Linked DNA regions of Homo sapiens: all the other regions are linked to region 1. A link is a loop called in an ENCODE intact Hi-C map of the cell type or tissue named here. Cell type or tissue: mammary epithelial cell. All regions are shown on one strand. Each heading gives the region's core, and the rest is flanking DNA. Links, peaks and the distances in the headings are about the cores only.

Evidence for each region. Peaks named below come from ENCODE experiments on the same cell type or tissue, not always from the same donor. Only the 100,000 strongest peaks of a DNase experiment are listed, where the experiment ranks them.
Region 2: a loop joins it to region 1, with 14 times the contacts of the local background. A loop is called at or near these places in 23 of 110 quality-filtered maps.
Region 3: a loop joins it to region 1, with 13 times the contacts of the local background. A loop is called at or near these places in 15 of 110 quality-filtered maps.

What each region holds. Positions count from the first base shown.
Region 1 is chr10:5,430,084-5,438,663 of GRCh38, forward strand. The region is part of intron 3 of NET1 (neuroepithelial cell transforming 1); the gene reads left to right. Among named protein-coding and RNA genes, the nearest start is that of NET1, 22 kb to the left of the region's middle. In mammary epithelial cell, for the core only: a CTCF peak has its summit at 4,116 (motif pointing left); a DNase peak (open chromatin) is centred at 4,488; H3K27ac peaks cover 1,540 bases.
Region 2 is chr10:4,812,989-4,819,304 of GRCh38, forward strand. No RefSeq gene overlaps it. Among named protein-coding and RNA genes, the nearest start is that of AKR1E2, 10 kb to the right of the region's middle. RefSeq lists enhancers at 2,443-3,090, 2,527-2,576. In mammary epithelial cell, for the core only: CTCF peaks have their summits at 2,460 (motif pointing right) and 3,052 (motif pointing right); DNase peaks (open chromatin) are centred at 153, 2,037 and 2,438; H3K27ac peaks cover 1,879 bases.
Region 3 is chr10:5,382,087-5,388,402 of GRCh38, forward strand. No RefSeq gene overlaps it. Among named protein-coding and RNA genes, the nearest start is that of TUBAL3, 20 kb to the right of the region's middle. RefSeq lists an enhancer at 2,983-3,601. In mammary epithelial cell, for the core only: a CTCF peak has its summit at 2,121 (motif pointing left); a DNase peak (open chromatin) is centred at 2,075.

The DNA.
Region 1 (8,580 bases), core at 1,793-5,792:
ATTATGTGTTTTAAGTTGTAAGCATTTTGCAAAACAGTTTTAGTTGCATTTAAAATATCTTGTATTCAAAAAAAGAAAAAAGTATGAAATGACAACCTTGATTATTTTTAGGTATGTTTCAAATCAAATCAAATACAGAAATAGTATTTGTAGTTTGCCACAGTAAAATACGTGGTCTTCAACTAAGCTTTAGCAGTTATCAATATATGAATTATTTTGAAGTAAATCCTAGATGTCATGTCCTTTCATCTGTAAATATTCCATTTACTATCTTTATTGTCTTAGATAAAAACTTTTTTTTTTTTTTTTGAGGCGGAGTCTCGCTCTGTCTCCCAGGCTGGAGTGCAGTGGTGCGATCTCGGCCCCCTGCAACCTCCGCCTCCTGGGTTCAAGAGATTCTCTTGCCTCAGCCTCCTGAGTAGCTGAGATTACAGGTGTGTGCCACCATGCCCGGCTAATTTTTGTATTTTTAGTAGAGACAGGGTTTTGCCATGTTGTCCAGGCTGGTCTTGAATTCCAGACTCGGCCCCACAAAGTGCTGGGATTACAGGTGTGAGTCACCATGCCGGACCTTAGATAAGAACTTTTTAAAAACATAATAAAATACACTTTCTACAAAACAGTACAAATAATTCCTTAATATCAGATTCAGTTCAGAATTCATGCATTTTCTTGATCTTGTTTGTGTGTTTTTGTGGGGTTTTTTGTTTGTTTAGGTTTTTTTTGGTTTGGGGTTCATTTTGCCTGTTTGTAGTCCAAATAAGACACATACATTATGATTAACTATATCTCTTTTTTTTTTTTTTGAGACAGAGTCTCGCTCTTTTGCCCAGGCTGGAGTGCAGTGGCGCGATCTCTGCTCACTGCAAGCTCCGCCTCCCGGGTTCACACCATTCTCCTGCCTCAGCCTCCCAAGTAGCTGGGATTACAGGTGCCCGCCACCACGCCCGGCTAATTTTTTGTATTTTCAGTAGAGACGGGGTTTCACCGTGTTAGCCAGGATGGTCTCGATCTCCTGACCTCGTGATCCGCCTGCCTCGGCCTCCCAAAGTGCTGGGATTACAGGCGTGAGCCACCGCGCCCGGCCTTAACTATATCTCTTAAGTCTCTTTTAGTTCATTGGTTTCCCCTCTAACTATTTTCTTGGAATTTTTTGTTGTTGAAGAAACATGTCATGCAGGATTTTCCTATAGATCTTTTTATAGCCTGAATATTTATGATTGCATCCCCATGGTATCATTGACTATGTTCCTCTATTCCCTGTATTTCTGACAAGTTGGTAATTAGATCTAGAGAGCTGATCCAGTGTGGGTTTTTTGGGCCATGTACTTACCTCAAAAAGTATGTAATGCCTTTCTGTGATGCTCTCAAAATGGATGCTCATTGCCTACATGCATTTTTTTCTTGGTGGTTGCAAAGTGATGACATGTCTTTATCAGACCTCTGTTTATTAACTGGAATACATCTGTAAAGAGAAAATTCACCTTGTCGGCCATTTGATTACTCTGAAGTTCTGATTTATAATAAAAGCAGAACAAGTGCTTGATTCTTTTCCTTTGTCAGTTTTCAACAATAACGAATTCTATTCATTAGCATTCTCTGAAAGTAAGTAATGATTTTTTTTTCTCCTTAGTATTATGAACTCATGCATATAAATACTTGTTTTACATGGATTCAGTTTTTTTTAAATTTTGTTTTGTAGAAAAGACAGGGTCTCACTATGTTGGCCAGGAAGGCCTCAAATTCCTAGTCTCAAGCAGTGCTCCTACCTCGGCCTCCCAAAGTGCTGGGATTACAGGCATGAGCCACCACGCCTGGCCTCATTTCAGTTATTCTTACTGATGCCTCACATATCTGTCTTTGGCTGTTGGATGCTGTTTCAGGATGGTTCCTGTGTCCTTTTGACATGACCTTTATCTCACATCTAGTGGCTTAATAGCCTCCTTGTCTTCTAGGATGACAAATTATTGCAGGTCCTATTTTTTTGCTCTATGCCTGGAATCAGTCATTTCTAAAAGGAGTCTGGTTGCTTTGGGAAATGGTAGAGGCTAAAATCTGGGCATTGGGAATACTCCCTTCTACTGGATTGGTCATTGTTGATAGGACTTTTTAATGAATAGAGCTAGGAGATAAATATAATTTTAGAAAAACAAAACAAAATATGAATTTATATTGAAATTTCAGATTCAAAGATAAAGGGATTTAACTTAATCTTATCAGTCTTACTATGTAGAGTTCCTTCAACTTCACCAAAAGTCCAGAGACATTGATTTAATTATGCATTTGATTTATACTACAGTTCAAAGACAACAGCTTGCATTATTATTGATTACTGAAAACGTTTTATGTTTTCTTGCATTTTTCAGCTTTGTTTAAACCTATAGGTTATAACATAGTAGGGATGTACAGTCAAATTACTGTGTTTTTAAATTATTACACTCACTTCTGTGTGTAATTACACCAACAGCTCATTTGGTTTTTAAAAAAAATTTTATTGTTTAAGAATTACTGCTTTTTAAATTTATCTTATAATTGTGTGACAGAATTATGTAGAATTTTGAAGTCATTCTACAGAGGATTCTTGTTCATATTCCTGACTCTTCTACCCTACTCACTCTTTCAGATGAAATCTTTTTTTTTTTTAATTTTATGGTTTATCCTTCCACTTTTAAAATATATAAGCAACTATATATATATAGTATTCCACTTTCTTGGATGAACTGTATGTAGCCTACTGTCTTTCTTAATGTTTTGTTTGTATGTTTGCTCTTTGCTTTGGTATATCTTTTGATATTTAGGTAGGTTTGTGTTTTTGTTCTAATGGTTCTTTATACTGATACCTTATGTAATACCTTTTGGGCTACTATAAATGGGTTAATTCCTATGAGCATTTAGTTAACTAGCACTTCTCCCTACCCTCTTTCTCTTCTGATTTGAAATACTATTGCTTGACTTGTAGTTAATGCATTTAAGGCAGTAAGTGAGCTTATTTTACTTTTCATGTACATTCACCACTTTCCTCCCATTTTTAAAAATAGTTTGTCAGAGCTTTTAGCCATTACGAGCTATACTGTAGACCCTGATAACCATCAGGTAGTCTTAGTTCTACTGGTAAATATATATTTAATTCTCAGCACCAGTCCTCATGTTGAGTCCTTTCTAGTTTTTTTGTTTGTTTGTTTTGGTTTCTGAAGCTCATTCTCTAGTACAGGGGTCAGCAACCATGACCCACAAGCCATATGTGACTGATCTCTCTATGTTTTGTTTATAGCTGCCTTCGTAAACACTGCAGTATCTGGGCTGAGCAGTTGTGACAGGAACCATAGGACCTGTAAAGCCAAAAGTATTGACTCTCTGGCCCTTCACAGAAAAAGTTTGCTGACCCCTGCCCTGGAGTTGAGTAGATTCTCAGGCAGTGTTCATGGTATTCCCCAAGTACTTGCATGTTGCATGTTCTTTTCAGTTTGTTTGCAACCTTTATACTTGAAGGTTCATTTGGACGGATATGAAACCCATGGCTCACCTTTTCTTTCATTGAGTATATTTAATATTTTACTCCATTGTGTTCTGGCATAAACTATGTCTTTTCAAAGTCATAATAAATGTGTAGTTTCAGGTCATCTTTTGTTTTAGGAACTTTTTTTTTCTTGAATTATACCTTTTGGTATTTATTGTATTTTGTTTCCCCTCTGTACCCTTTATATTATCTTGGATCTTCATCTTTTAAAATCTTTTCTATTTATTACTTTTTCTCAAAACTTTTTATCTTTTTATTTTTAAAGCCATCCTCCTTTTTTCCCTAATGCATTAAGCATTGTACTTTTCATTCTGAAATAATTTTTTTTATTTTTAATTCTTAGTTCTATCACCTCTCATTTCAATTCCTTCTCCAGTCACCTAATTTCTGAGTCTTATGTTTCTTCAGAGCTTCTGTAATTTTCTTAATTTACTTCACGCTGTAGAGACATGATTCTACTCCAGTCTGTGTTTCCTTATAATAGTTTTAAGTGGAATTCTTAATACTTCTGTCGCTCATTTTTCAGTGCAGTAAGTTTCCTGTATGGTGAGAGGAATAGGCCAGGATAGCCTTTTCAGCTTCATAACTCTAGAGCTCCCTCTTGTGTTGTGTTCACAAGGTGATTTTTCAAAGTATGGTTTCATCCTTTCTGAGATCTTTTCTGCTCCCTTTCTCTTTTATCTGGAACTTTTCTTGTCTTTGCTTCTGTTGCCCTGTTCTTCTCAGTCTGGAGTCTACTCCTAGGAGTTTTTCTAAAAGAAGTATCAGTTTCAAGAGTTTACATGGCCCAGACTGCTCTAACACCTATTTGCATGGCATTGTTCTTGTTCTCAGCCTGAGAACAAGATCCTTCAGAGCCTTTCCCAGATGAGGCTGCTATTCTGAGACTAGTATGCCATTGAGGCTTCAGGGGAGGTTGAAGGGATTCTCCTGTTCCCAGGGCCATCAGAAAAACCCCGTGCCTTCCCTCTGCCTCATCATACACAAATGCTGATACTTTGTGGGCCTCATAACTGTCTGGTTTGTCACTCTGCTCATATTTTGAGGTTTAAGGGGAATCTTTCTCTTTGTTGTGGATTTTATTTGTGGGTTTTCTTTTTTTTTTTTTTTGGTTATGCTAGTTGCTCTGTTTTTTTTTTTCTTTAAAAGTAAAGACCTGTCAAAGAATTAACTTATTAATGAGTTAACCAACATTATAGAAAAGCTGATCAAAGGACTAGGAAACACTGACATACACTAGTCACTGAAGGAAAGAATGGTGGACTGAGATTACCAAATTATATATAAAATATTAATATCCTCATCTGCATCTCTACCTACAAAATTTATTTGCATTGCTGTGAGTTTTCTACAGAGTTAACTTTTACTTTTTCAGAGCTATAGAAAAGCCTGCTCAGTACAAATAGTGAATCAAACAAAAGGCTTGAAGTTCTGATGATCCCAGTAGCATTAAGCTGTATTTATACTTTGAAAATAATGATTGGCTAAAACAGAGATACTCAACCCTGGCTGCAGATCAGAGTCACCTGAGGGTGGCTTGTGTAGCAGGAGAAGTGTGCTACGGGACCTATTCCAGACCAATTCCATATATGAATGGAGGAATAGGGGAGGAAATGAGGATAAGTGACATTGGGACCTAGGAACATTTGATTTTTCTTTTTATTTTTTAAAGATACCAGGTGATTCTCATGTATAGCTAGAGTTAAAAACTAGAATGTGACATTCTTAAAGTTATTCCTCCCTCCCCCTGATTTTTGCTTGGACTTACATCTAAATACAACAGTTTTTATGTAATAAGCTAAACATAATCTGTTAGTACAATTATTTGATGCCTGTTGCTAGGAGCCATTCTACTTTATATGCCTCCGTGCCTGAGATAGATAGATAGATAGATAGATAGATAGATAGATAGATAGATAGATAGATAGATAGACAGACAGACAGATAGATAGATAGATAGATAAAATAGATACTCCGTAAATATTGAATTAATGAATGAAATATTAATAATACAGGTCAAATGAATGACATAAGACCTTGGACTTACATAAGCATATAACATGATCATTGTATTACGTATTTGGACTTTGGATATCTTATATGAAGAATTTAATTCTGATGTCAATTGAATTTTCATGTTATGGATCATTAGCTATTTTGTCTTGAAGCTGTGATTGTTTATCAAATTTTTCTCTAGGTAAAATTTCAGCCTTGTCTTACTAGGCTGACTTACTTCTGTATTATATATACAATTATTCATTTTTAAAAGAACACAGTATTAGTTTTCCAAATGTGTTTCTCAGCTGTGTATGTTAGCAACTACAATCTTTCCTTTTTATTTTGATAGGAAGAGTCAAAAGTGACTGTTGACTTTGTTAATGTGAAATAACACTGGCATGAGTATACTGAGCATATTTTTGTGACTTAATTTCTTTAACTCTGATAGTTAGTGATTATAACACAAACTAGAACACTTCTAAAGAAATGTTTTAAAGTATGTTCTTTTTCTGAAACTTCAAATTTAGGATCTCAGTTTTCCGTTTTCCTAGAAGTTAAAAGGAGGTGTGTGTGTGTGTGTGTGTGTGTTGTGTGTGTGTGTGTGTGTGTGTGTGTGTGTGTGTGTGCATATATATATATATATATATATATTTTTTTTTTTTTTTTTTTTTTTTTTTAATGTGGAGTTTTGCTCTTGTTGCCCAGGCTGGAGTGCAATGGCTCAATCTCGGTTCACTGCTCACTGCAGCCTCTGCCTCCCAGGTTCAAGTGATTTTCCTGCCTCAGCCTCCCAAGTAGCCGGGTTAATTTTGTGTTTTTAGTAGACAGGGTTTCACTCTGGTGGTCAGAGTGGTATCGAACTCCTGACCTCACGTGATCCACCTGCCTCGGCCTCCCAAAGTGCTGAGATAACAGGTGCGAGCCACTGCGCCCAGCCTGGGGGTTATATTTTGAGTATTGGTATACTCTGCCATTTTTAGATTAAACATAATAATAAGTGTTTTAGTCCTAATAAATAACATATAAATGATAAATAATTTTAAAAGCATTGTGATTGTTTATAATTATAATAATGTCTTGGCAGTTTCTGATTTAACATTCCAAATACCACTTTTGAGAAACAACCTCTTAGAACCATGACAGGTAATTTGATCATGTTGCAAAGCACAGATTTGAATAGTGTGAAGCTAGCTGGCATGTGAAACCTAGTGACTTACCTAGCTTACTGTTGCCCTCCACCTGCACTTTGATTTAGCTATGATTTCTACTGGTTGCCTTATAAGATAATAAAACATTGTTTTGCTGTGACAGAGGTCCAAAAAAGAAAGCCAACTGCTGGTTCAGGTGTTGATATAAGAAAATGGTGTTCTTGGCCAAAAATAAAAGTTAAATACAAAACAATTATTGCTGATTAGTGCTCTGAGAAGCCATTGAGCAATACAGAGCTACTTATCTTTAAGCTTAATCATTCCTAGACTGCAATGTATTTAAATACTTATGTCTCCTTTTTAATACATGAATACATTGTTCTGGCAAAAAATTGAAACCGTTTTTTTAAAGACCTCTTTTACTGCCTTCAGCCTCTGAAGTATCCAGTTATTATTTGATGTTTGTCCAGATTGTTTTCTTTTTATTTATCTATTTTCATACAGTATGTGTAATGACTACAGATATATGATTATCCTGTATATATGCTATAGCTTGCTTTTTTTAATTTATGTTTTATTGGTACATATAAAGCAGGCTCCCTAATTCTTCTTGGTTGCTGTATTGTATTCCATAGTGTGTTAAAGTACCATAATCTATTTAACCAGTCTTTTAAGAATGGCTATTTTTGTATATTTCTAATTTTTTTCATATTAAAAACAGTGCTGTACTTTACCTTCTGGTGCACAAGGAGGGACCATGTTTGTGTCTCTATTATAGATGTTTAGAAGTGGGTTGCAAGTTTTAGTTTTGTTAATATTGTCTATTTGCCTTCCAAAATGTTTGCCAAATTGATACTTTTCTATCGGTTTATGATAATATTCATAACCGAGTACCCTTTTCAACTCTGTATTTTCCCTAGTATTTTTTTTTTTAACCAACTATTGGGATAGATAACCTGACAGGAAATCAATAAGGAAGTAGAAGACTTAAACAGCACTCAGACCAAATGGACCTAACAGACATACAGAGCCCTTCACCCAACAACAGTAGATTATACATTTTTCTCAAGTGCATGTAGAACATTCCAGGATAGACGGTATGTCAGGCTGCAAAACAAGTCTTAATACATTTATAAAGACTGAAATCATACAGACTAATTTTTTTAACACAGAGAGTGAAACTAAAAAGCAGTAACAAAAGGAAATCTAAAAAATTTATAAGTATGTGGAAATTAAACAACACATTATTAAACAATCAATGAGTCAAAACAAATCACAAAGGAAATTAGAAAATACCTTCAAATGGAAATGAAAACACAACATGCTAAAACTTATGGAATGCAACAAAAGCATTGCTGAGAGAGAAACTTACAGGTGTAAACACTTTACATTAGAAAGTAAGAAATATCTCAAATCAGTACCCCAACTTTATTCCTTAAGGAGGTAATAAAAAGAAAAGCAGTCTTAACCCAAAGCTGGCAAATGGAAGGAAATTCATTAAGAACGGTGGAGATAAATAAAATATAGAATCAAAAAACAATAGAGTAAAACCAAAATTTGGTTCTTTGGAAAGATTAACAAAATTAACAAACCTTTAGGTAGACTAAGAAAAAAAGAGAGAAGACTCAAATTAGTAAAATGAGAAATGAAAGTGGGGCTATTACTACCATATTGTACAGAAATAAAAAGGGTAATATTAATAAAAGTACTGTGAATAATTGTATGCCAACAAATGGATAATCTAGATGAAATGGACAAATTCCTAGAAACACACAATCTACCAAGACTGAATCATGGAGAGAAAATCTGACTAAACCTATAACTAGTAAAAAGATTGACTCTGTAATCAAAAACCTCTCAACAAAGAAAAGCTCTGAATAAGATGGCTTTACTGGTAAATTCTACCAAACATTTAGA
Region 2 (6,316 bases), core at 30-4,029, 620 kb before region 1:
TTGCCTGGTTATTTTAATATGGTCTTCACATAGGCAGTACAGCCGGCCAGATTTAGCATTTGCATTTATAACTGAGTCTCTCTTCTGCCTCCGTGAGACTTCCCAGGAGTTGCTTTGATGCTGCAGGGAGTCACACATCTCCAGATGCATCACTGGTGACTCAGCAAGCACCTGACCTGGTCCGTTACACATGGGGCTTATGTGCTTAACTCCTATGCGATGATGATTCTTCTCTAGTTCTTGGGGGTCGTTCCCTTTCTCCTACTGTACTGGCTGTTTAAAGTCAGCACTGTATGAGTTGCATACATAAGCCAAATGTCATTGACTTCTTCTTTTTTTTTTTTTTTTTGACAGTCTTACTCTGTTGCCCAGGCTGGAGTGCAGTGGTGTCATCTCGGTTCATTGTAACCTCTGCCTCCTGGGTTCAAGCAATTCTCGTGCTTCAGTCTCCAGAGTAGCTGGGATTACAGGCATGAGCCAACGTGCCCAGCTAATTTTTTTTTTTTTGTATTTTTAGTAGAGACAGGATTTTGCCACGTTGGCCAGGCTGGTCTCAAACTCCTGGTCTCAAGTGATCAACCCACCTTGGCCTCTCAAAGTGCTGGCATTACAGGCATGAGCCCTTGAGCCCAGCATAGATGTCATTGAAATTCAAGGGGGAAATCATTTGGAATGATCACAGCGACTGGTCCAGAGATGACTAACAGCTTAAAATGACCCCACCTGAAACAGCGGCGATCAGTGGAATGTCCAAGTATATATATATATATTTTTTTAATGAAGCTCTTTTGGACCAGAAACCCTAAGAATGTTTAGTCTGGAGTTCCATAATTATAAAAAAAATCTTCTGAAGTTAATCACCGTTTTTATCTGAAACCATACTCTAACTCAGTAACTCTTTCTCAGGGTTTACTTTCTCTTGAGCCACAAGCATCCATTTGTCCCCTACCAAAGGGACTAGACTTTCATGATGGATAAAAGGACACTAGTGCCAGGTAGCTTCTGCTTCTAAATTTTGGTTTAAAAAATGAAACATCTCCTTTTAGATATTCTAAAAAGTCATCTCCCCTAAAATCATGAAGCCTGGTTTATAAACTTTATAGAAGAAACTAGGTCTTTGAGGCTAACACATATTAGTGTATTAAAAAATACGGTAAACCAGCCGGGCACAGTGGCTCACGCCTGAAATCCCAGCACTTTGGGAGGCCAAGGCAGGTGGATCACTTGAGGTCAGGAGTTTGAGACAAGGCTGACCAACATGGTGAAACCCCGTCTCTACTAAAAATACAAAAATTAGCCAGGCTTGGTGGCATGCTCCTGTAATCCCAGCTACTCGGGAGGCTGAGGCACGAGAAAGGCTTAAACCGGGAGGCAGAGGTTGCAGTGAGCAGAGCTCCCATCACTACACTCCAGGTTGGTCAACAGAGCAGGACTCTGTCTCAGGAAAAAAAAAAAAAAAAAAGGTAAACAAACATTGCCTTAAACAAAAATTGTATCTTATAAGATTTTACAAGTTGCACATTATCAACACATTCTAGTTAAATGCTTAAAAATTACTTCACAATTAACCCTATGGATTTTTAAAAGAAGGAAAGCTTAGACACAAACTCAGGAGCCAGATTGTTTTCCAACCCTTGGGCCTGCCACTTACTAAGTGTACCAGCCTCCCTCGGAGTCACTCTATTCCTCGTGGAATCTGAATAGTAAGTGTACACTTGACAGAACATACGGAGTGGTAATGTGAAACAAAAATATAGAATATTTAAAGGACTTACCTAACAGTAAGAAAAAAAATAAGTTCACTTAAAAGTGTTTTTATTTTCTTATTTGCAAAACACCCCTTATTGTGGTAAGGTCTAACAATATACTATACATGTAAAAGTTTTACAGAAAATTACTGTAGCTTTCGATAATTTAATATATAACTGAAATACTTGAGATGGCATAATTCGATTTTATGTCAGTAATATCGAGTGAGACTAATCAAGATAGCAAGATTATGTTGCAAAATTAAAATGAGGAAATTGAGAGGATTTCTCAGGCTTCTGTGAGTCACTGCCTGGGCTGTATTAATAGTTTCATTGTGCTAGGTGCAGTGGCTCATGCCTGTAATCCCAGCACTTTGGGAGGCCAAGGCGGGCGAATCACCTGAGGTCAGGAGTTCAAGACCAGCCTGGCCAACGTGGTGAAACCCCGTTTCTACTAAAAATACAAAAATTAGCTGGGCATGGTGGCAGGCGCCTGTAATCCCAGCTACTCGGGAGGCTGAGGCAGAAGAATCGCTTGAACCCGGGAGGCGGAGGTTGCAGTGAGCCGAGATTGCACCATTGCACTCCAGCCTGGGTGACTATAACGAAACTTCGTCTCAAAAACAAAACAAAACAAAGCGAAAAAACAAAAAAAGTTTCATTGTTTCACCTCCACACAGCTCTGTCTGCATTTTGAGCAATGGCCACCAGAGGGCAGGAAGAACCAATCTATAAAGCACACAAGGGTTTCACCAACTTTGAAGTCCTCCGTTAGAAGGCAAGTTGTCCACTAATATGTAGGAACGATTAATGGCCACCAGAGGGCAGGAAGAACCAATCTATAAAGCGCACAAGGGTTTCACCAACTTTGAAGTCCTCCGTTAGAAGGCAAGTTGTCCACTAATATGTAGGAACGATTAATGGCCACCAGAGGGCAGGAAGAACCAATCTATAAAGCGCACAAGGGTTTCACCAACTTTGAAGTCCTCCGTTAGAAGGCAAGTTGTCCACTAATATGTAGGAACGATTAATGGCCACCAGAGGGCAGGAAGAACCAATCTATAAAGCGCACAAGGGTTTCACCAACTTTGAAGTCCTCCGTTAGAAGGCAAGTTGTCCACTAATATGTAGGAACGATTAATGGCCACCAGAGGGCAGGAAGAACCAATCTATAAAGCGCACAAGGGTTTCACCAACTTTGAAGTCCTCCGTTAGAAGGCAAGTTGTCCACTAATATGTAGGAACGATTAATGGCCACCAGAGGGCAGGAAGAACCAATCTATAAAGCGCACAAGGGTTTCACCAACTTTGAAGTCCTAACTTAGAAGGCAAGTTGTCCACTAACATGTAGGAACTATTTTTAATTATACCATTATTTTCCCTCAATTTTATTTATAAATTAATGAATTCACAAAATATTTCCAAAGCTCAAGTGAAGTACATCCTAATCAACTTGATTTACAATTTGTGATTTTTCTCTGAATCAATCTATAAATAATCAATAAGAAGATAATTATTTAGAAAATGAGGCTCCGAAAAATATGTTGGCTTTACATTTTTTGCCTGTGCAAGTAAATATAAAAATGTCTTTTCTCACATTTCTTCCATTTATAAACCGTTTTTAAAAATCATAAATTAAGACATGTGTGTTTTAAAAGTCTCACAACATGCAGCATTTTAAAAATTGTCTTATGCTTTACTGCTCCCTCCCGTAGGTAATCACTGTTACATTTCTCATTTACTGCAAAATTCTCTGTGCATATGGAGCACATAGATGGATAGATAGATGGGGTGTGTGTGTGTATATGAATGTGTATGTGTCTTTGGGGTGAGTGTGTCTATGTGGGTGTATGTATGTGTGTCTATTTGTGTTTATTTGTGTCTCTGTGTATGTGTATGCATATTACATATGTGTATGCACGTGTGTGTATACAGTATATGTGTGTGTGTCTGTGTACTTGTGTCTGTGTATTTGTGTGTCTGTGAGTACATCTTTGTGTGTATGTCTATGTGCCCATGTCTGTGTATTTGTATGTATGTATGTGTGTATTTACATATGTGTATGTTTGTATATGTATGCATATGTGTATATGTGTGTGTATGTATATACAGTATATTAAGTGTTTGAATGTATGTATCATATTTATCAAATTCCACGTTGTATTAATTGTTCTCACACTGCTATAAATGACTACCTGACACTGGGTCATTTATGAAGAAAAGAGGTTTAATTGACTCACAGTTCTGCATGGGTGGGGAGGCCTCAGGAAACTTACAACCTTGGCAGAAGGCAAAGGGGAAGCCAGCACATCTTAACATGGCCGATCAGGAGAGAGAGAGAGGGAAGCGGGTACTGTCACACACTTTTAAACCATCAGATCTCATGAGAACTCACTATCACGAGAACAGCAAGGGGGAATCTGCCCCCATGATGCAATCACCTTCCACCTGGTCCCTCCCCCAACACTGGGAATTACAAGTCAACATGAGATTTGGGTGGGGACATAAAGCCAAACCATATCACACGTCTTGCTTTTTCACTGAATGTGGGACCTTGGACACTTTCCCTATCAGCATGTGTGGCTGCACCACATGGATTTCAGTAGTGGCAGAATATTCCCTTCTATAGATTCCACAATTCATCCAATCAGTCTTTATTCTTCCAATTTAAGGCAAAACAAATTCCAATGTAAAAGCTTAAGGCCAGGCGCAGTGGCTTACACCTGTAATCCCAACACTTCGGGAGGCCAAGGTGGGCGGATCACGAGGTCAGGAGATCGAGACCATCCTGGCTAACATGGTGAAACTCCATCTCTACTAAAAATACAAAAAATTAGCTGGGCGTGGTGGCAGGCGCCTGTAGTCCCGGCTACTGGGGAGGCTGAGGCAGGAGAAAGGCGTGAACCCGGCAAGCAGAGCTTGCAGTGAGCCAAGATTGTGCCACTGCACTCCAGCCTGGGCGACAGAGCAAGAGTCCGTCTCAAACAAAACAAAACAAAACAAAAAAACAACTTAAATTAATATTAAAAATAGTTGTTGTTTCCTTCCAGTGGACTTAATTCCAACCAGGCTGGTGAAGAAGCCAGTTGGATAGCCAGTCCCTGCTGAAGGTGGATGGCCCCTGCTCTTGTCTCCCGGTTATCAGGCTCTCGCTGCTTTTGGGCCAGAGGAACAGGGCGTCCTCCTTGAGGCTGCGAGTCGTCCCTCTGAGTGCCTCTCACCAAGGGATGAAGCAGCAGCCATTTGGCCAGAGAGCAGTCACTCACCCATCCTTGGGTCCAGGAGAGGCATTGCAGGCTTTACCCTCAGATCTTTCTTTCCAAAGCTCCTTCTCTTCACCCTGTATCCAGGGCACTTGGCCTGAAGAGCCTTTGTCTTCTGGAAGCTTCTGCTGCCTTCCCTGCCCAGATCCCTCAGACAAGGAGCTGTAAGGCCCAACTCCAGGAGGAAATAAAGGAAGAGGGAAGAAGGAGAAGCAGAGAGAGGAGAGATGCATAAATTAATACCTCCAGAAGCAGCCTTGCTACAGACACATCATTTGTTCCTATTTTTTTCTCTGTGTCACACAGTGCTATAATGCAGAGGAACTGCTGCTTCGAAGGGTACGTGCCTGCACAGTCTGAGATTGGCAAGTTGCTATCCCCTGTGTGTCCCCATCGAGGGGGACAAGACCCTTTCCTTCCACATTCTCATGTGTACACGACGGGGCTTTAACATTTACTCATATATATACCATCTTCTTGTCATCTAGAGTTTCAATTCTTTCATTATAAAGAATGTGGTAATTGTTCATTTGTTTACATCTTTATCATTTATATTATTCTCCTAAATTCTTGCCCAAGACATTTGAAGCACCCTAAAACAAGAAGGCATATCTGGGTAGTTCAAACTAAGATTTTATGAAAAGATGCAAATCATTTACAGAAAGGACAAATATATTCTAGACATCTGAGATTGAATTGTTGTAAATTTGACTATGAGCTATAAAAGCTGACATATAATATCAACAATATTATTATCTAATATTATCTAATATTAGATATCATCCCATAAATGAATGCTTTCATATTATTCTAAACAAAAAATTTAGAATAAAAACCTACAGGAAATTATCTTATAGTTCTAAAATATGGGCTACCTTTCCAACTTAAAAAAAAAAAGCACAGTGGTAGTAAAGAGAAGTAGAGAGGAAATGGGGAGTTTTCCATACTGAAGAATATCTGCAATGAAGACCTGGGTACATTTTTTTAAATTACAAAACTAAAAAAATAAAGGCATCTAATATATAATTCAGTGTGGGAAAATAAAAACAAATTGCTAGTTTAACTTACCAATACTGTGAGCAATTTAAAATTGTTAGATTCCACCAAATAATTGTTAAATGAGATAAGCCAGGTAAATGTCCTAGCACAATACCTGAAGTACGGTATTCTCAATAAATTTCAGTTATTGTCATTTCAGTAGTTACAATTATTTTCAAAAGTTGTTTAATCTTTTTTTCTTTCAATCCATGTTAATTCTAACTGACTCAGCTTAAAAGGAAACTACTTCAAGATTGAATTTGAACT
Region 3 (6,316 bases), core at 30-4,029, 50 kb before region 1:
TCCTCCCACATCTTTGATGCCACCTCCCCCTCTGCATCATTCACACTAGCAAGCAAACCCATTTTTCTTTCTCCAATGCTAGAAACAATACTTTTTAAAAAATAAAAATGGAGACAGGGTCCCACTATGTTGCTCAGGCTGGTCTCAAACTCCTGGGCTCAAGCAATCTTCACGCATCCACCTCCCAAAGTGCTGGGATGACAGGTGTGAGCCACCGCACCCAGCCAACAACTCTTGACTTATCGCCTCTTCCAGAGAGTAGCACGTTACTCTGCCTTCTTTTACAGCAACGCTCTGACAATTTCTCTATACTCTCTTCTTTCTCTCTCCATTCAACCCCCATTAATCCGGCTTGCATCCCTATCATTCCACTGAACCCTCTCTTCAAGGTCAGCCTAAATCCAGCACCCAAGCCCCAGCCCTCACTCACATGACTTAGGAGTATCCTGTAACACATGGGACCACGACCATGACCTCCTCCTGGATAGACTTTTTTCCAACTGGGCTTCCAGGACACTCCACTGCTTTCCTTCTCCCTCCGTGGCTCCCCCTTCTAAATCTTCATTGCTGGTTCTGTTACCAGAAAGGGATCCTGATTCAGACCCCAATAGAGAGTTCTTGGATCTCATGCAGAAAAGAACCCAGGGCAAGTCCAAGGGCCAAAGCAAAGGAATTGAAAGAGCAACTACTCCATAGACAGAGTAGGATGGTCCCGAAAGTAAGAGGAGGAACCTGTCCCCCCTAGGTACAATGCTAGTTTATATATAGGACAAAAGAAGATTGGGGGGATGTCCCCTGCTACAAGGGTTTGTGATAAAGGATTAATTTTCTTAATTACTATTTTTTGCAAGAATCAATATTATTATATTTAAAGCAAACTTAGGCATGCTTCTGTTCTCAAGATATCAGGACATCAGGACACTCCCAAGTCTGAGTCTGTTTAGTAAATGTTATCAATCTGTTCCCTTAACCATAAACATCTTGAGGCCAGGAATACCCAACTTTCTGGGAGTCAGCCCAGCAAGTCCCAGCCTCATTTTCCTAGCGCTCACTCAGGATGGAGTCGGTCTGGTTTGAACTCCTCTAATAGTTCCTCTTACTAGTAATGTTCTCTCCTCAAATATCTGCTGCCTCCCTTGTCACTCCCTTGAAGTCCTTGTCAAAGCTGCTTTCTTTGGAGGCTACAATGCCCACTTTTTTGAAGCTGCAATCCATTCCCTCTTAGTGTCCTCTACTTTTCCCCAAGAGCACCTGCCATCTTTTAACCTGTGGTATAATTTACTACCTTATAGTGTTTATTGTCTTTCACTACAACATAAACTCCATGAGGACTGGGGTTTCTTCTGTTTTGTTCAATGCTGTGTCCCCCATGTCTGGAACTGTGACGAGCACGTGATGGGTGCTCAATAAATAATTGTAAGTGAATCCATTAAATAAGGATGTACTGAAGCTGCTGTGATAAGGAAGCTGTGCCAACTTGGCATTTCAAATACAGCGTTTATAATATTTAAGAGTGTTTGGCCTAATACAATCGTAGTCAGCCATGTAATTCCAATTTTAGAAGTGTAAATGTTGTCAATAAATTTACACTTGTGATCTTAAGTACAAATCTTAATCACTTGTAGACAGCTTTAGAACAGTGAAGAGTACTTAATTACCATAGGTATAGTTTAATTTATTAGATTTTTAAAGAATTATTTACAGTACTTGGGAAAGTTTGTCAAAACCCTCAAAAGAAAATAGAATATATTAAATTTATAGGCAACCTAAAATATTTAAGAGCATTTATCTAAGACTGTAAAAGAGACCCAAAATTCATGTGTATTCCCTTTAAAAGTGATTATACAAATTTTCTAGGCTTATGAATAATAAGATTCACAAGCTGAATGCAAAACCTTAAGAAAGACTGTGGTTATTATCTTTAGTAGATTATTAACTTTTAAAAACAAAAGAAAATCTATAAATAGTATTTTTCTCGATGCGTCAGTACTCATGTACACACACACACACACACACACACACACACACACACACACACACACACACACACACAACCTCTAGAGCATGAAAAACTCATCTCAACAGTGGATCAGTTATTTAAGGACTTCACTAGTGCCCTCCAGTGGCTGAACAGAGAAACAACACATGTACGTTGAAGAATAAATTTTATTTTATTTTACTTTATTTCTTTGAGACAGTCTTGTTTTGTTGCTCAGGCTGTAGCACAGTGGTGCAATCACGGCTCACTGCAGCCTCAACATCCTGGGCTCGTGTGGTCCTCCCACCTCATCCTCCCAAATAGTTGGGACCAAAGTTGCATGCCACGCCTGGCTAATTTTTTTTTTTTTTTTAAGCAGAGACAGGGTCTCACTATGTTGCCCAGGCTGGTCTCGAATTCCTGGGATCAAGTGATCCTCTCTCCTTGGCCTCCCAAAATGCTGGGATTATAGGCATGAGCCACTGCACCTGGCCAATAAATGTTAAATACTTAGTAAAAGCCTAATAAAAATGTAAGGCACTACGTAGGACATACACATTAAACATTTTTTTCATCAGTGAGTACTTACTACAAATTTTCAATGCAGTGAGACATTTCATGGTGTGTCTCCACTGTCCATAAACCCTGGGGTGGAGCAGACAGGTGCTCTGGGAGCTCAGAGAGGACACAAGGAGGAAGATTCTGGAAGTTTCATGGAGCAGGTAACAATAGAACTGGGCTCTAAAGTAGGAATTACATCTGCAGGAAATTAAAATATTTTACCCCAAAATATTTAACTTTTTTTTTTTTTTTTGAAACGGAGTCTTGCTCTGTCGCCTAGGCTGGAGTGCAGTGGCATGACCTTGGCTCACTGCAACCTCCGTCTCCTGGGTTCAAGCAATTATCCTGCCTCAGCCTCCCAAGTCGCTGGGATTACAGATGCCCACTACCATGCCCGGCTAATTTTTTTGTATTTTTAGTAGAGACGGAGGGGTCTCACCATCTTGGCCAGGCTGGTCTTGAACTCCTGACCTCATGATCCACCCGCCTCGGCCTCCCAAAGTGCTGGGATTACAGGTGTGAAACACTGCATCCAGCCATTTAACATTTTTTTTTAAAATGACTGCCACTAGGCCAGCAAATGGAAGTGGCCTTGCAAAGTTGGGGCTTTTGGGGGGAAATTTTGCATCTGTAGAGGATCTCTATGAATGCAGCCATAACCCCACCCCACTTCCTTTATCTTACCCAGATCCAGGAGAGGTTGGGATTCTGACCCTTGAAAGTCTAAAAGAAGCATTTACTATCTATTCTCTCTGAGGGAGACTTCATCTACATAACAAGGCCACCTGTGCTAGCCAAGCCTCTTCCTCTCTCCCTCTCATCAACAGTCTTGCCACTCAACTTCATTGACCAACATAACCTGTTTCTGGCCCTGCTCCGAGTCTGCCCTCTTTACTGTGGCCTCAAGATAGGACATAAGTTCCTGTACCTCTTTGGAAAGTTGTGTCAGAGGTGTTCAAACCAGAGCGACTCCATCTTGAGTGAGGGCTAGAAAATGAGGCTGGGACTTGCTGGGCTGCATTCCCAGAAAGTTAGATATTCGTAGTCTCTAGATGTTTATGGTCAAGGAAACAGATAATTAATGTTTACTAAATAGAGGCAGACTTAGGAGTGTCCTGATATCCCGATATCTTGAGAACAGAAGCATTCCTAATTTTCCTTTAATGATAATAATATCAATTTTTGCAAAATATAGTAATTAGAAAATTAATCCTTTATCACAAATCCTTGTAGCAGAGCATATCTCCCATGATGATTTAATATTATATATAAACAAGTATTATACCTAGGGTAGACAGGTTCCTCCTCTTACTTTCGGGACCATCCTCCTCTGTCTATGGAGTAGCCGCTCTTTCACCACTTTACTTTCTTAATAAACTTGCTTTTGCTTTGCCCTGTGGACTTACCCTGAATTGTTTTTTATGCGAGATCCAAGAACCTTCTCTTGAGGTCTGGATCAGGACCCCTTTCCGGTAACAGTTGAGTCTTCATCCTGAAGGCTCCCGTATATACACATTAAACAAATTTGTTTGCATTTTCTCCTGTTAATCAATCTGCCTCATGCCAGTGATTTTCCAGCAAACCTTGAGGGGACCAATGGCCGTGGCCCCCACACATCACATGATCATGGAGGAAAAAGGATATGCTGGGAAACGGGGGCAAGTCTGGTTGGAATGGAACGCACACAATGACAGTGAAGAATGGAAGAGAAGTTTGAGTCAGAGCTTGCTGGGACAGTCTCTGCGTGCCACACACAGGAGTTTGGGCCTTAGGTTCAGGCGATGGGGAATCATTAAAGCTTTGAGCGAAGGAGCAGGGTAATCCAAGCTGTGCTTCAGAAGGTTCAGTCGGAGAGTAGTGGGTCGGTTGGGTCAGGAAGACAAAACGAAAAGCAGAAGAGCATTTAGACCCCAGTGCACTGGTGAAGGGGAGAATAGTTGAAGAGAAAGAAGGGAATGTGTTCTGGACACATTACCAAAGTAGAATTGATGGAATTCATTCTTCTATTAAAATAAAAACTTTAAACAAATCATATTTAACAGAGTTCAATTGAGCTAAGAACAATTCAAGAATCAGGCAGCCCTGGAACCAGAATAGGTTCAGAATGACTCCAGAGCAGCCACATGGTTGGATTTAATGCACAGAAAAAGGACAGTGACATATGGAAAATGGAAGTGAGGTACAGCTGGATGGATTACACCTCGGCCTCTGCCTTCTTTGAACACAGTTTGAACAGTTGGCTACATGCAGTTGGCTGAAACTATAAGAGTAAGTGACAGGCCAGGCATGGTGGCTCACACCTGTAATCCCAGCACTTTGGGAGGCCAAGGCAAGTGCATCACCTGAGGTCAGGAGTTCGAGACCAGCCTGGCCAACATGGCAAAACCCCATCTCTACTAAAAATGACACAAATTAGCCAGCCATGGCACGCACCTGTAATCCCAGCTACTGGGGAGGCTGAGGCAGGAGAATTGATTGAACCCAGGAGGTGGAGGTTGCAGAGAGCCAAGAGAGCGCCACTGCACTCCAGCCTGGGCAACAAGAGTGAAACTCTGTCTCAAAATAATAATAATAATAATAATAATAAAGAGAGAGAGAAGGTGACAGACTGTTGACACATCCCGTTAGGTCACAGTTCACAATTGTGAAAAGAAAATAAAAACATAGGACCCCAATTCACTCTGCCATAGGAAAAAAGTTAAGCTGAAAGCTGAGTCATACAACAAGCTGCCTTTCCTTTTGTTCTTACTCAGACAGCTACAGACAAAAGGTTAAATATCTCCTTCACTGGTAGCTACTCTAGGGTTACCTTATCTTATATAAGGTGGCAATTTACTGAGCACAAGACGAAAATATCAGTGACTATTCGCCCACGTGCTCCCTTTCTCCTGAACATGTGGATCCGGTAATGGGACCATACCCTCTCTCTTTCATCTCCAGCCCACCCTTCCCTTTTAAGTATTGAAACCCTCGGACAGGTGTGGTGGCTCATACCTGTAATCCCAGCACTTTGGGAGGCCAAGGCAGGCGGATCACCTGAGGTTGGGAGTTCGAGACCAGCCTGACCAACATGAAGAAAGGCCGTCTCTACTAAAAATACAATTAGCCAGGCATGGTGGTATGCGCCTGTAATCCCAGCTACTCGGGAGGCTGAGGCAGGAGAATCACTTGAACCCAGGAGGCAGAGGTTGCAGTGAGCCGAGTTCACACCACTGCACTCCAGCCTGGGCAACAAGAGTGAAACTCTGTCTCAAAAAAAGAAACCCTCAAAGTCATCTTTGCAGAAAGGCACAGACTGCAGACTGTTTCTGTGATTCCATGTTTATTTCTTTCAAGCATGTCCTTTACCCTGGCAAAATGAACTTCTAAATTGATTGAGACCTGTCTCAGATACTTTTTTCATTTACACCATGTACAGAGAAACATTTAGACCCAACTTACAATACGTAGGGAGGCTGAACGTAATCTAATACTACATAGAGAGCAAGCAATGGGCTGGGGCACAGTCAAAAATGATGATGTTGCCTAGGACCTGCTTAAGTGGGAAAGCGATGCCATAACCACTGAAGGAAGAACAGATTTCATTTGAAAAAACAGTTTTTCCAGGGGGAAGTTAAATTTAAGTGTAGCTAAAACATCTGTGAGGATAGGTCCAACAAGTGGGCGGAAATTTTAGTATAAGACTCAAGAAAGAAAGAAAACTTAGACAGTTGTAACAGTTACCGCATAGTGATACTGTGGTTGTGAGTAACATAAATAAGGGCAGGGGAGAGAACC